Regions from separate parts of the Homo sapiens genome. Here region 2 is linked to region 1. Evidence: read pairs that join two places in POLR2A ChIA-PET (ENCODE). Cell type or tissue: PC-9. All regions are shown on one strand. Links, peaks and the distances in the headings refer to the core of each region. The heading gives the core; the rest is flanking DNA.

Region 1 (8,267 bases), core at 1-8,000:
CAGGATGGGAGGTCTGCTTGAGCCCAGGGCTTGAGACCAGCTTGGACAACAGAGTGACACCCCATCTCTAAATTAAAAAAAAAAAAAAAATTAGCCAGGTGTGGTACATCTGTGGTCCCAGCTCCTTGGGAGGCTGAGGTTGGAAGATCATTTGTGCCCGGGAGGTCAAGGCTGCAGTGAGCTATGATTGTGCCACTGCACTCCAGCCTGGATGACAGATCAAGACCCCATCTCAAAAAAAAGAAGAAGGAAAAGAAAAAAAAGTTGAAGTTGATGACAGAGACTTAAAATCATCTTAATGGCTACATTTCAGAATACTTAAAGCGCCTTAGAATCTTGTTTTTCCAAAAGAGCACTAGGCAAAATGCTGTGCAGAGAGGAATAGAGACTAACCAGTAGATTAAAAAAAAAAAAACAAAACAGAATACCACTGGGTGGGGAGGTATCATAAACTAAAGGAAGGGAGTTTTAACAAGTGGGATAGAAACCTATGTTAAATACGGAAAAGAAGAGGAGGATGTGGACTGAGAAAAAAACTTCAAGCATGAAAAGAAAACACTAGTAATCCTCCAAAGCAGCAAATATGGATGAAGTTATGTATATGAGAGCCTGTCCAGGGGAACTTCCCAAATGGCAGAGGTATCAAGGAAGCAGGGACAGCATGTAGCACCCATGGAGTCAGTAAGTTTGGCAGCAGAAATGAGAACAGAGAAAGCGTGGTAGCCAAGAGGGCAACTGAATTGAAAGAAAGTGTTCGTCTTCTGTTTTTAAGATGGGAAGAGCTGTATATCTGAACAAGAGGAAAGAGGTCCACTAAGCTAGTTGCGAGACAAAAAGAGAAAAGGACAGGAGCAAAGTCCCAGCAAATGGAAAGAGTGAAACAGAATGGCATTAAGTTTCAGAGAAAGGCATGAATACCTCATCTGAGACTTAATGGAAAGAAACAAGAATGGATGCAGGCACACAGAGATTTATGGGAGTAAGGGAAAAGATGAGGGTGTTCTGGTGAGACAGCTTCACTTTCTCAATCGGTTGAAAGCAACCATTCACCTGGTACTTCCCACTCTTCTGAGTAAGGCTAACCCAATGCTGGTAAACAGCTATGTTTATTTTTGTTTTTGTTTTTACACACAACTCACACTTCTCTGAATAGCCATGTTTAAAAGCTTAACTGAAGAGCTATTACAAATACAAACCCATAAAGTAATCAGGAATAAGTCATCAATCTTTCCAATATGGTATTTGGGAGAAAATATACTTAGGATTACCCCTGGGTTTAGAGATTACCTTTAAGCCATTCAGAGAAGACTGTGGCTCTGATTAAGATCCATTCTCTTGTCCCCTCCTTTGGCTGCCATTTTCCAATGCAATGATAAGGTCTGACAGCTGGTAGAGGCAGACATCTGATGAATGCAAAGACTTTTATTTGTCCAGATGACAGAAGAATGTGAAGAAACTGGTCATTTGAAATCTAGCTCCATCATGCTCTCCTTATCGCCCTTTTTCCATTGCTTCATTCTTCCCTAGCTACACTTTCAGGTTCCAGTTCTCAATGTTCCATGTGATTTGAAAGCTTTCACTGCTGTTCCATGAGATTTCGCTCCACTATGAAAAGCCCCAGGCTCCTTTTAATTATCAAAATCTACTTCACATGCATCATGTTCTTAACAACCAAACACCAAACTCCCAACAAAGCTGCTTAGTATCACTTCAGTATCTACACTGTATATGTTTGATCATCCTTGTTATTAACAAAAACAGCCCCTTCCATAGGCAGCAATACAATCTCTTACGTTGTATCCAAGGTCAGTAACAAAAATGACAGATCGGTTGGAAAGAATGTCACATGCATGCATGTGTGTAAATATGCACATATTCATCTACTAAGAGTGAATAATTATTTTTGTAACTTTATATATAAAACACCAACCATATTACTTTTCTCTTGCAAATATTTCATTTCTTTAGAATGACATACAATAGAGTGGGATTCATTAAAAAATATGAGTGGTTGAATTTCAAGTAAGAAATCTATACAGGGTTTGTTAACTTCTTGGAATCTTGCTAACTTACATCAAATCTACTATTTTGCCTTTGTGTTCTGTCACAGCCATTTGTAGCTACTTTCTAATTTTCTAATCTTTCATTTCCTATAAAATGCTTTACATGTCAAAATAAATTACTAATTCAGACATTGCTATGAAAAACAGAAATCCCTTTGATAAAAAAAGGAACAGATATTTGGATTATGGAGCATAAATTATACTCTGGTATATTTATGCAAAAGGGTTAAGGCCAAAGAAAGAATCTGCTTGCTTATTAAAAATGCAAACATTACCTCAGTCATACAAATAGCCCCAAACTCGCCCAGCCACTGCCTCTGCAGATCACCCACCAGCATTAGCATTACATCATATGACATTATGAAACAATAGTGAACTCTGTGTAATACTTCAATATATTGTTTTGAAAGAATAAACTGTCATTAAGTTGAATAAAAGCTTTCTGAAATCAAACCTGGGGGGTACAGGCTTCACTGTGTGGCCTTTTTACTATTTTGAGGAATGGCCTCATCCTGAAAGCAGGAAAGGGGGAAAAAAGAGTCAGAGTATAAAGGCGACAGTGATGCCTGGCCCCTGCAGCAGCCCAGCAGGCAGAGGGTAGGGCTTTTAATTATCAGGCAGAACAACGTCAAAGCAGGAGGCTCTGCAACAAATGCTGCACCTCAAAACCCAAACAACCTCATACCCACCACGCTAGTTCCTGTATATCCTAGTGATTTCTATAATGGGCTTTGCTAGAATTGGAAACTAAGTCTTATTCTATGTCCTGATGCAATCTTAAAATGTGCTATCACTTACAGCCATGTGACTTTAGGCAATTAATTTAAGCTCTCTAGGCCTCAATATTTTAATCTATAAAAACAGAAAGAACAATAGCTATTATGTAGAAGCATGGGGGATAAGATACTATTATCATAATTAAACTTATCATTTCCACCCCCTTTGCCTATCTTTCCTAATCACGGCCCAAGATGTTTCGTCTTCACAAGTGAAACATGAGCATCACCTTCAATGCTCACTGGCTTTTTGTTTGCTATAGTCTGGCCACAGCCACATGTTGTCATTTCTAGATTCACGCCACTCTCATCAAGTGGGGGTTGGGGTGGGGGGGATGAATTATACAAACTATTTTCTATAGTATTTTTTGAAACTCGGGCCGGGCATGGTGGCTCATGCCTGTAGTCTCAGCACTTTGGGAGGCTAAGGTGGGAGGAGCACTGGAGTCCAGGAGCTCAAGACCAACATGGGCAACATAGTGAAACCCTGTCTCTACAAAAAAAAAAAAAAATGTATTTTAATTAGCCGGGTGTGGTGGTGCACACTGTAGTCCCAGCTACTCTGGAAGCTGAGATGGGTGGATCGCTTGAGCCCAGGAGGTGGAGGCTGGAGTGAGCCATGATCTCATCTCTACCTTCCTTAACCAAATCCCCGATAACCTCTTCCTATAATCTGCTCCTTACTAGCCTTCCTCCTTCCTCACCTATTCTCAATGTTCTTAATAACCAAGGCTCAAAAAGGTGGAAAAACAAAGCCAGACAACATAATAGTTGGTGGCAAAGTCCCAGTTAAAACTCATTTATCAATGCAACCAGGTCCAGTTGCATTGCATTAACTGCATCACATTAATTATTCACTTTCAGGGCACTCAGTGATGATTTATTTATTTTGAGACAGAGTCTTGCTCTGTTGCCCAGATTGGAGTGCAGTGATGCAATCTTGGCTCACTGCAACCTCCACCTCTAGGGCTCAAGTGATACTCCCACCTCAGCCTCCTGAGTAGCTGGAACTACAGGTGCCCACCACCATGCCCGGCTAAGTTTTGTATCTTTTGTAGAGACAGGGTTTTGCCATGTTGGCCAGGCTAGTCTCAAACTCCTGTGCTCAGGTGATCCAACCGCCTTGGCCTTCCAAAGTGCTAGGATTACAGGCGTGAGCCACCATGGCCAGCCCTCAGTGATGACTTCAAATCTGAGGTTAGCTTCCCTTAACACCAAGTCTTCTAGATATTTCCCCTACTAGTGATTAATCATAAAACGAATTACAGCTGACCCTTGAACAACAACATGGGTCTGAACCACGTGGGTCCACTTATACGTAGATTTTCTTCTGCCTCTGCCACCCCTAAGACAGCAAAACTAACCCCTCCTTTTCCTCCTTCTCGGCCTACTCAACGTGAAGACAATGATGAAGATCTTTCTGATGATCTACTTCCACTTAATGAATAGTTAATATACTTTCTCTTCCTTATATTTTTCTTTGAGACCAAGTCTCACTCTGTCACCCAGGCTGGAGTGCAGTGGCATGATCTTGGCTCACTGCAACCTCTGCCTCCCGGGTTCAAGCGATTCTTGTGCCTCAGCCTCCCAAGTAGCTGGGACTACAGCTGCACGCCACCACACCCAACTAATTTTTGTATTTTTAGTAGAGATGGGGTGTCACCATGGTGGCCAGGCTGATCTCGAATTCCTGACCTGAAGTGATCCATCCTCCTCGGCCTCCCAAAGTACTAGGATTACAGGCATGAGCCACTGTGCCTGGCCTTCCTTATAATTTTCTTAATACATTTTCTTTTCTCTAGTTTACTTTATTGTAATAATATAGTATATAATAACATATAACACAAAAGATGTGTTAATCAACTGTTTATGCTATCAGTAAGGCCTCTAGTAAACAGAAGGCTATTAGTAGTTAAGTTTTGGCTAAGTTGAAAGTTATATGCAGATATTTTTTTTTTTTCTGAGATGGAGTTTCACTGTTGTTGCCCAAGCTGGAATGAAGTGGTAGTCTCAGCTCACTGCAACCTCCATCTCCTGGTTCTAGCAATTCTCCTGCCTCAGCCTCCTGAGTAGCTGGGTTTACAGGTGCACACCACCACACCCAGCTAATTTTTTTTTTTTGAGATGGAGTCTTGCTCTGTCACCCAGGCTGGAGTGCAGTGGCACAATCTTGGCTCAATGCAAGCTCTGCCTCCCAGGTTCATGCCATTCTCCTACCTCACCCTCCCAAGTAGCTGGGACTACAGGCACCCGCCACCACACCCGGCTAATTTTTTTTGTACTTTCAGTAGAGACAGGGTTTCACCGTGTTAGCCAGGATGGTCTCGATCTCCTGACCTCATGATCCACCCGCCTTGGCCTCCCAAAGTGCTGTTTTACAGGCGTAAGCCACTGCGCCCGGCCTAATTTTTTGTATTTTTAGTAGAAATGGGGTTTCACCATGTTGGCCAGGCTGGTATTGATCTCCTAACCTCAGGTGATCCACCCACCTCGGCCTCCCAAAGTGCTGGGATTATAGGCATGAGCCGCAGCGCCTGGCCGGCTTTTTTTTTTTTTCTTTTGAGGCAGGATCTCACTCTGTCACCTAGGCTGAAGTGTACTGACATGACTACTGCTCACTGCACCCTTGACCTCCTGGGCTCAAGCGATCCTTCTACAACAGCTTCCCAACTAGCTGGGACGACAGGTATGTGCCACCATGCCTGGCTAATTTTTTGTATTATCTGTTGAGACAGAGTCTCATTGTGTTGCCCAGGCTGGTCTTGAACTGTTGGACTCAAGTGATCCTCCTGCCTCAGCCACCCAAAGTGCTGGAATTACAGGTGTGAGCCACCATGCCCTACTATTGTTAACTTCTTTAGAGAATCACATTATTCCTCAAAATCATGAAAACTAAGAAGATGAGTAGGCCATGCAAGGTGCCTCACGCCTGTAATCCCAGCACTTTGGGAGGCCGAGGTGGGTGGATCACCTGAGGTCAGGAGTTCGAGACCAGCCTGGCCAACATGGTGAAACCCCATCTCAACTAAAAATAATAATAATAAAAACATTTAGCTTGGCGTGGTGGCAGGCATCTGTAATCACAGCTACTTCAGGAGGCTGAGGCAGGAGAATCACTTGAACCTGGGAGGTGGAGGTTGCAGTAAGCCAAGATCAAGCCATTGCACTCCAGCCTGGGTGACAGAGCAAAACTCTAAAAAAAAAAAAAAAAAAAAAAAAAAGATGAGTAACATGATATAATGTGTTGTTTTACATAAGAGCCAGAATGTTTACCAAAGTCTAACTCTCAGGCCTGTAGGGAAGAAATTGATTAGGAGATATACCTAATGTGAATGACGAGTTAATGGGTGCAGCACACCAACATAGCATATGTATACATATGTAACAAACCTGCATGTTGTGCACATGTACACTAAAACTTAAATAATAATAAAAAAGAAACTGAAAGCTTGTATTTCCTTATTTATGAAACAGATGAAGCACTGGTAAGAATAAGACAATATATGGATCATCTATAAAGCACCATTTGTTTTTGTTTTCTAAATAGTGTGGAACAGTGTAATATAGGATTTGACATCAATGAAGAAGGTTCAAGTACAACCTCTGTGTATGCCAGCTGCCTTATAAAAGGCTTATAAGAAGCTTATCTTACCCCAATCATTGAAACACATTTAATGATGTAAGAATTAAAGGGATGATATGTGTATGAGGAGGGGCATTTTAATTCAAATAGCTATGTAAATGTAAGATGTTTTACACTGTATTATACCAAGTTAAGTAAACCAGGGCCTTATGTTCATTATTTCCTAATCTTTGGTGGGGGTGAGGGAGGAGAGAACTGAAGGACTCTTACAGCAGAAACACCAGTTAATATAAAATAATCTCCACTACTTAATAGAGATACAAAAATAATAAAGTTGTGGCCTTCGTTCAAAAGGTAACTACCACAGTATATGCTAATTGGGTGGGTAATCTCTCTTCTCAAACACACACTCTCATATAAAACTGCCGCCAGGATTAATTACGAGTGTATCAGTAGTGATGGAGATTTTTCTCTATGGATCTGAACTAGTCCACCCACTGTCCAGATCACAAATAAGAATGAAAATCTTTCCATGGGAATATAACAGGGAAGGGCCATTTCCAACCTCATTCATTCACTTAGTCCCTATCTTATACCAGATTATATTTCACGTGCTGGGAATTCAACAGTGAGCAAAAGAGAAAATACCTGCCATCATGGAGCTCACATTCTAGCAGAGAAATATAGACAGATAAAGATATTTGCAATAGGTCAATGATAATTAAGTGCTATAGAGAAAAACAGGTAGGCAAAGGGGCTGCAGTTTTAATTAAGGAAATCAAGAAAGGCTTCACTGAGAAGATGCCATTTAAGCAAAGACCTAAAGGAGATGAGAGAGCAAGATACATGGATAAGTAGAGGGAAAGTAGTAGGGCTACACAAACGTCTCCAGCAAGTTCAGATAAAACAAAACGCAATCCTTTACCTTTCAAAAGGGGCTGGAAGGTTGGAATCTCTTGCAACTTGATGACATCGGGATCGTTGCTGACGTTCCGTGAGGCCTGGGAGCCCTGAGCTACAACCACAATATCATCCATCTTGGCTCTATGCTTGGCTGGTGAAGGAGTCACTGAAAATAAAGTTACACTGCTTAGGAGATGCATATTAGGCATCTCTGCCTCACCAAAGCAGTTTTTGGTGTAGTGATTAAAAAGAATAATTTTATAAAATGTAGCTATCTTGCAGTTGGGGTTGGGGTGGCAGGGATGAATTATAGAAACTGTTTTCTATAGTATTTTTAAAAGCTCAGGCTGGAGCCAGGCACGGTGGCTCATGCATGTAATCTTAGCACTTTGGGAAGCCGAGGTGGGCAGATCACCTGAGGTCAGCAGTTCAAGACCAGCCTGGCCAACATGGCGAAACCCTGTCTCTACTAAAAACACAAAAATTAGCGGGGCATGGTGGCGGGTGCCTGTAATCCCAGCTACTCAGGAGGCTGAGGCAGGAGAATCACTTGAGCCCGAGAGGCGGAGGTTGCGGTGTGCCAAGATCGTGCCACTGCACTTGAGCCTGGGCAACAGAGTGAGACTCTGTCTCAAAAACAAACAAACAAAAACGCCACCTCAGGCTGGGTGTGGTGGCTCATGCCTGTAATCTCAGCACTTTGAAAGGCTGAGTGGGAGGATCACCAGAGTCCAGGAGTTCAAGACCAACCTGGGCAACATAGTGAGACCCTATCTCTAAAAAAAAAAAAAAAAAAAAAAAAAATTTCTTTTAATTAGTCAGATGTGGTGGTGCACACTGTAGTCCCAGCTACTCAGGAAGCTGAGATGGGAGGATCACTTGAGCCCAGGAGGTCAAGACCACAGTGAGCCATGATCACACCACTGCATGGGTAAGACAGCA
Region 2 (8,387 bases), core at 83-8,082, 190 kb before region 1:
GGCTCTGTGTAGGGATTTTAGTAAAAATGTGAGTAGGCACGGTGAAAGGTTTTTGTTTTTTAAAATTGTGGAATTTACTGAGTTTGAAGACAATGTGGAAAGTTGCATTAAAATTTTTTTTAATTTGGCTAACATTTACAGTCTTATGTAAAAATATAGGCTAAATAACACCAGCCCAAGAGTTGGATTTTAGGTAAAATAATTTTTGCACTTATCAAAATTCTACATGGGGGAAAAATTAGAAATGAATTTATTTTGAATTTTGTTAGTGTGAATAGTGTTTTGAAAATAACTCGGTTCAAGTACTATAAATGTACATTCAGATAAAAAATGTAAACTGTGGTAATTAATTTTTTTTTTCTTTTTTAGTATTAACCTCTGCTATATCAGCAACTCAAAGTACAATATCTCATTTGGCTTGATTATAGTGCCAAATGATCATAGTGCATGATTATGGAGGGGGCTAGGAACAGAACTGCAGAATTATCCAGTTTTGCTCCTTTTTCAATTTAGAATGCCCTATCCTTTCGTTCAGTTTGGTGATTGTAAGTGTGTACCTATAAAATAAAAATAGACATGTAAAATTGGGGATTGGAGTCTTTGGGCCAAAAGCTTAATGGCAGTAACTGAGAAGGCAGTAAAAGAGGAGACACTGTTACCCCGGTTCTTTTCCTTTTTCCTACACGTTTAAAAATTATTTGTGGGACAGTTGAGAGTGGAAGTGAGGCTGAGATGGGAGGGGGGAAGAGTAGGTGTGAGAAGGTTGCAGAGTTTAGGTAGGGATCAGAATAAGAGGCAGGATTTATGTGTTAGTGTGTTTTGATGCTATTTTCTGTAAATCCCTGGACTGGGAATTTAATTTCATACAGTGTTTAGCATATGGGATTAATATATTGATGAAGCAGACTTATATAGCTGTCCAGTATTAAATTTTTTCAATTTTCAGCTAATCCTAAAAATCCTACTAAATATAATTTGCTAGAATTACCAGTGTAATAATTTATCCTAGAACTCCCAAGTTTTCCTAGACAAAAATAATTTTCTACTTCGTGTTACCTGAACTAAAAATTTCACTGGACATTCAGTGTTTTTAAAATGCATTAAGTTCTCAAGCAAAAGGTACTTTAATTTGAAGAAGTAAATTAATATAGGGTGAACTGATTTGGATCAGAATCCCAAGAAAATAAGGAGATAACTTAGAGGAAATAAAACAGATTTTATGACAGATTTCAACAGATGAAAGAAACTAGTTAAAAAGATTTCACAGGAAAAACCATAGTTGGTGCTTGATTGGCTTTAAAAGAAATTTACTGATCATTTAAAACGGAGATATTCACCATCATAAAAGAAAATCCGAATGTTGGCTTAAACAAAAACATAATTAGGAAAATAAGTCTTGCCCAAAGCTACATATGATAAATTCCAAAGCCAGATGTCAATTTTTTTTTTCTGATTTTCTTGTGTTGTAGACAATCTGTTATTTGTATGCATTTCATTATCCTTGATGATCAAGGGTTGGCTGTGTGAAGAGAGGTTCATAAAGGTTGGCCGAATTTAAAGAAGCAGGCTCAGGCTTTAAGAAGAGCTGGTTCTTCTACACAAATGGATTGAGACAGGGAGTTAGAATTTTAATCAAATAAATAACTGGAGGAAACAGTGGCTCAAAAGAAGGATGTAAGACAGATTACCTTGGACAGGTACAAAGAAATAATAAAAGCTTGCCAGGAGTATGATCAGTAAGGAAGGGAACAGAATACATCTTGCCATGAAAGGAAAGAGGAATAAGTGGAAAAATGCCCTCTGATACCTCAGCAACAAGAGAGAGGAATGAAACTTCACGCCCTTCTTGACTGGGGTTAGAAACATCATTATAGGTATTGCCACAAAGTCACAAGATTTTTTTATTACATTAAAAAATGTAGGCCAGGCGTGGTGGCTCATTCCTATAATCCCAGCACTTTAAGAGGCTAAGGCAGGAGGATCACTTGAGCTCAGGTGTTGAGAACAGCCCTGGCAACAAAGACCTTGTTTCCACAGAAAATCAAAAAATTAGCTAGGTATGGTAGTAGTACGCAGCTGTGGTGCCGGCTACTTTGGAGGCTGAAGTGGGAGGATCTCTTGAGCCTGGGAGGTCAAGGCTGCAGTGAGCTATGATGGCACTGCTGCGCTCCAGCTTGGGCAACAGAGCAAGACAGTGTATCAAAAAAAAAAAAACATATAATCTTGAGGGATAGTGATTGATAGGGTAAATTATGAGCATTACTTATATGAGAATGTAAAATTTAAAATTGTCAGAAATAAAAAGAGGGATTCGCTGTAATATCATGGCCTATTTTGAGTTATTTGAAAGGGAGGGATACATTATAAACTGAAATTATTAACTGAATTTCTGGATTAACTACTGATAGGAATCAAGCAAAACATTTGTTAGCAGTATGCTGTTTACATGTGCTGAGATGGATTCCAAAAGTTGGGGACACTGGCCCATGTTATGGAGAACAGGATTATAAGAATTTTAAGGGAGATACATACATATGCAAAGATAATTACCAGACAGCTGGCAAGTGCCAAATTCAGGTACAAAAGAGAAAGAGGGCTCAGGGAGGTAATCTTCATAGAGATAATAGAATTTGACCCTGGCCTTAAAGATTGGTTAACATGTGTATGGAGAGAGGGAAGTGGGGGAGGCGAAAGGCGGAAGGTATTCACCCATCTCATTCAGCAAATTTATGCTGATCCTCTACCAAGTGCTAGACCCTGGCCATACAGTGGAAAATAAGAGAAAGTTTTTGCCCTTACGTAACTTATATTCTAGTGGGAGAAGACAGGACAATAAACAAAGACAGTAAACAAGTAAACAGTACATTAAAAAAGTGATGTTAAATAGTGGTCGGTAGTAAAGGTAATGATCAGGGTCGATAAATTGCACTTATTCTGTGAATCACTTGCTTTGCCTATGATAGTCTAATGAACAGTCTTCATGTTATAACTTTTTAATATTCATGTGCAGTCCAAATGAATTTGAATAAAAATCTACACATTAACCAGTTTTTAAAAAAAGAAATGGGAATTAAAGAAAAAGAAACCTATGTGACTTTTTTTTAGGTCAAAGCATGGAAACTTAGATTTTTTTTTTTTTTTTTTTGAGACGGAGTCTTGCTCTGTCGCCAGGCTGGAGTGCAGTGGCGCCATCTCGGCTTTCTGCAGCCTCCGCCTCCCGGGTTCAAGCGATTCCCCTTCCTCAGCCTCCCGAGTAGCTGGGACTACAGGCGTGTGCCACCGCACCCAGCTAATTTTTTTTTGTATTTTAGTAGAGACGGGGTTTCACCACGTTGGCCAGGATGGTCTCGATCTCCTGACCTCGTGTTCCACCCGCCTTGGCCTCCCAAAGTGCTGGGATTACAGGTGTGAGCCACCACACCCGGCCAGAAACTTTAAATTTTTTTTTTAATGCCTTGTTAATGTATCCACAGTTCTTTTGCTGCCATTTGCTAAGAATCTCATGTTTTTTTACAATGAGATTAATGTCATTGTTTACTGTTCAGTTAGCTTTTTCACGTATTGGGCTATATTCTTAGGTTAGACTCTCTGTTAGGAACAATAATCACCATAGTGTCATAAAGTGAAGCTAAATTCCAAAGATTGTTTTGTATGGGAACATACAAAAGAAAAGATGTACAGACAATAAACTGTTAGGCTTAATTACCAATAGGTAAAATAGGGTAAGGGATGACACCTGTTCAACTCTTGTCCCTATGGCATATTGTTCCTGTATTACTACAAAAAGTAAAAACCTGAAGCAAAGATGTTCCAAAATGGGGAAGTCTTGATCTTTCCTGTAGTTATTGGACTGCCAGGTTTGTTTTGTTATTGTTTAGAAGATGTCCTTCATAGTGGTCAACTAAAAACTGATATTATCAGGAGCTATTTCATGTTTTGGGGCACATTTTGTTCTTCTGAAGCATTCTTTAAGAAATATGTGCCCTTCACTCTTTTTGCAGTTTTTAATTTTTTTTTTTTTAATTAAAGATGGGGTCTGTCTCTGTCACACAGGCTGAAGTGCAATAGAGCAATCATAGCTCACTGTAGTCTCAAACTCCTGGGCTCAAGCAGTCCTCCTGCCTCAGCCTCCCAAGTAGCTGAGACCACAGGTGGTGCATGCCACCACACCCGGCTAATTATTATTATTTATTTTTATTATTTTTATAGAGATGGGGGTCTCACTTTGTTGCCCAGGCTGGTCTTAAACTCCTGGCTTCAAGCAGTCTTCCTGCCTTAGTCTCCCAAAGTGCTAGGATTACAGGCACAAGCCACTGTGACCAGCAAAACTTTTTTATAGGTGAAATTGAGGTAAAGGATTTTAAAAAGTGTTGATATTAAGTGTGTCTATAGAACCAAATCCCTCAAGAATTATTCTGTATGCACCTAACCAATTTTCATCTACAAAATACTTGAGATAAACCTATGGGAAACAATTTTAATACAAGGTAGGAAATTCTTTAGTGCTCTCTTGATTTCCTCCTAAACTAAATGCTTAATTTATTTAATTTTTATTTTTTTGAGACATGGTCTTACTCTGTCGCCCAAGCTGGAGTGCAGTGGTGTCATCACAGCTCACTACATCCTTGACTTCCTCGGTTCAAGGGATTCTCCCACCTCAGCCTCCCAAATAGCTAGGACTATAGGCATGTGCAACTATACCTAGCTAATTTTTTATTTTGTGTAGAGACAGGGTCTTGCTATGTTGCCCAGCTAGTCTTGAACTCCTGGGCTCAATCAATCCTCCCACCTCGGCGTCCCAAAGCATTGGGATTACAGGTGTGAGCCACCATGCTTGGCCTTAATTTAGAAAAGAATTACAGCTATAAATGCTGTGGGTCTGTGGTATGTGTAATAAAAGTTAATCTGACTTGTACTCCTCAAAAATATTTGGGAAAGACAGAAGAATTCAGGTTTGTTTTAATGTCTATGTATGTTGGGGTGGGGCAAATTGCGTTTATAGAAAAAAGATGTAATGGTATGGCAAGATAATTAATATTTAATATATCCATTATTTCTCTTAAAATAAATGGGGAAAGATGTGTAGAGAAGTATATGCTACTTACAGTGTGCGTTGTACTAGTTTTTAAATACACAGTTTATATCCCAGGATAGTAGAGTAGGCTTTTGACAAATGTTTGTCAAATAATTTCAGTCAGTTCTTACACCTGTTGCTTTTTATAGCCGTTCCATTATATCTCTAGCTTAGAGCACTGTGTTTTGAGCTTTGAGTTGCAGTTTGCAAGGGGTTGACTTATAGTCTTGGGCATGGACTCTTATTTGAGCCATGTGCTCACTCTAGAACGGGGTCTCTGACCTCACCTCCAGCTTTGACCCTGTGGCTGACCTGACTTCTTCTTTTCCAAAATGATGGGTGGTTGTTTCCAGTCACCTTTTTCGGCTCACAGTGTAACAGCTCCTTCTCTTCCCGAGCAGCTGAGCTGTGTGCTCTTTGGATCACTTCTCAGAATACTAAGGTATATGTATTGCCATGCTGGCTTATTTTGTAGTGGGTTTATTTGTTGTTGTTGCTTGGTTTTTGTTGTTATTGTTTGGTTGGTGGAAAAGAAAATTCCTCGAGAAGATAGTTCTTGACTTGTTTTGTAAACTGTACATGGTATATGAAGCATAGTATTATTTCCTCTTCCTTCGTAGCTTTAGTTAAACATCTTGGGTTGACTTGAGAAAGAATTGGTAAGAATGATATTTTGATAATACCCACCAACCAAAAACTAACAAAGACTTTTTTTTTTTAATTGAGACAGTTGGGAAACTTGAAAATGGAATATATATTAGGTGATATTTAATAGTTACAACCATAATGTTTTCAGCTATAATAGTCATATTGTGGTTATGTTAAAATATTTTCATGTGTTAAAAATACATATGGATGTACTTACAGGCAGAATAAAATGATGCGAAATGTTCATTTTAAAAAACTTCAGGATGGGCACAAACACACAGAAGTGGGAAATGAATAAAAGAGTATTGATAAATTTTTGAAAATTGTTGAAGCTGAGTAATGGGTAAGTTGGAGTTTGTTATTTTTTTTACATTTGTGTATATTTGGAAATGTCCCTAATAATGATTTAAAATATATAACCAATTATAACTGTAGGGTAAGAAATTAAATGCAATAAAATTGTGTTGTTGGGTTGGGTATGAGGGTTCATTCTTATGATCCAGTACTTTGGGAGGCTGAGGTGGGAGGATCGCTTGAGGTCAGGAGTTTGAGACCAGCTTAGGTAGCATGGTGAGACTCTGTCTCTGCAAAATAAAATAAAGTAAAATTATATGCTTGGACATTTGAGCTAATTAGCTAATCAAAAGTCTGCACTTGGCTTTTTTTTTTTTTTTTTTTTTTTGAGACCCAGTTTCACTCTGTCACCCAGGTTGGAGTGCAGTGGCGCAGTCTCAGCTCACTGCAATCTCTGCCTCCTGGGTTCAAGCAATTCTCCTGCCTCAGCCTCCCAAGTAGCTGGGATTACAGGCGTGCACCACCACACCAGCTAATTTTTGTATTTTTAGTAGAGATGTGGTTTCACCAGGGTGGCCAGGCTGGTCTCAAACTCCTGACTTCAAGTGATCTGCTTGTCTTGGCCTCTCAAAGTGCTAGGATTATAGGTGTAATCCACTGCTCCTGGCCTGCACTTGACATTTTCTATAAGTTCTGTTTTTAGTAATAAAATTTTAAGAATAAGGAAAATTTCATAGACACATCGTAAGAGGCCAGGCATGGTGGCTCATGCCTGTAATCCCAGCACTTGGGGAGGTGGGCGGATCACTTGAGGTCAGGAGTAGACCAGCCTGGGCAACATGGTGAAACCTTGTCGCCACAAAAAATACAAAAAATTGGCTGGGTGTGATGGTGCACACCTGTAGTCCCAGCCACTCGTGGGGCTCAGGTAGGAGGATCACCTGAGCCTGGCAGGTCAAGGCTGCAGTAAGCCATGTTAGTGCCAGTGCACTCCAGCCTGGGCAACAGAGTGAGACCCTGTTTCAAAAACAAAGAAACAAAACATCATAAGAAGTGTTTAAAATGCTTAACTTTGAGATCTTGTAATAATAGTGTACCTTGTAGTTTATAAATTGCTTTTACATATTTTGTCTCTTTTATCCTTGGAAGACATGAGTTACCCATTTTACAGATGAGGAAACTAAGGCCTTAGAGAGATGAAGTAATTTATTGAAATCCTAAAGCAAGTAAGAAGTGGTGCTAGAATTGGAGCCAAGATCTTCTGATTCATATTCAGGTGTCCATTCTCTTGTATACATATACTTAAAAGTGCTATTTTTTTGTGGTACTATAAACTAATGGTTTTCAAACATTTTGGTCTCAGGACACATTTATACTCTTAAAAATTTCTGAGGACCCCAAAAATCTTTTGTTTATATAGACTATGTCTGTCCATACTTAACATTAGAAATTAAAACTGAAAAATGTTTAAAATATTTATTTATTTAAAAAATAACAAACATTAGGCCAGGCATGGTGGCTCATGCCTGTAATCCCAACACTTTGGGAGGCTGAGGTCAGTGGATCTCATGAAGTCAGGAGTTCGAGACCAGCTTGACCAACATGGTAAAACCCCGTCTCTACTAAAAATACAAAAATTAGCCAGGTGTGGTGGTGGGCGCCTGTAATCCCAGCTACTTGGGAGGCTGAGGCACGAGAATCGCTTGAACCCGGGAGGCAGAGGTTGCAGTGAGCCGAGATCCTGCCATTGCACTCCAGCCTGGGCGACAGAGCGAGACTGTGTCTCAAAAAAAAGAAGAAAAAACAAAGAGGGTTGATATAAATAATATGCTTTTATGAAAAAGGTATTCCAACACACACAAAAAAATCTGGTGAGAAACATGGCATTGTTTTACGTTTTGCCATTCTCTTTAGTATATTTCTTTATAGAAGATAGCTGGGTTTGCATAATTGCTCCTGTATTCAATCTGTTGTGATATGTTGTTTTGGTTGAAATACGTGAAGAAAACCTGGCTGCACACGGATACATAGTTGAAGAAGGGTGGGGTATTTTCATAGTCTTTTCATATAATTGTGAATATTTTTGTTACACCAAAATTCAACAATTGGTAAATGCTTTTTATTTATTTATTTATTTTTTTGAGATAGTCTCGCTCTGTCGCCCAGGCTGGAGTGCAGTGGTGTGATCTCAGCTCACTGCAACCTCTGCCTCCCGGGTTCAAGTGATTCTCCTGCCTCAGCCTCTCAAGTAACTGGGATTACAGGCACGCACCACCATGCCCAGCTAATTTTTATATTTTTAGTAGAGATGGGGTTTCAGCATATTGACCAGGCTGGTCTCAAACTCCCGACCCCAAGTGATCCGCTTGCC

What was found. Peaks named below come from ENCODE experiments on the same cell type or tissue, not always from the same donor. Only the 100,000 strongest peaks of a DNase experiment are listed, where the experiment ranks them.
Region 2: POLR2A ChIA-PET joins it to region 1 with 19 read pairs; 18 of 35 experiments call an interaction of 5 or more read pairs at or near these places.

The regions. Positions count from the first base shown.
Region 1 is chr12:12,360,430-12,368,696 of GRCh38, reverse strand. It overlaps BORCS5 (BLOC-1 related complex subunit 5), which reads right to left. Exons shown (of 4, transcript NM_058169.6): 2 at 7,348-7,491. Among named protein-coding and RNA genes, the nearest start is that of BORCS5, 7.5 kb to the right of the region's middle. In PC-9, for the core only: no CTCF peak of the experiment used is centred there; no DNase peak of the experiment used is centred there; H3K27ac peaks cover 419 bases.
Region 2 is chr12:12,552,214-12,560,600 of GRCh38, reverse strand. All of the region lies in intron 1 of DUSP16 (dual specificity phosphatase 16), which reads left to right. Among named protein-coding and RNA genes, the nearest start is that of DUSP16, 6.5 kb to the left of the region's middle. In PC-9, for the core only: no CTCF peak of the experiment used is centred there; no DNase peak of the experiment used is centred there; H3K4me3 peaks cover 762 bases; H3K27ac peaks cover 663 bases.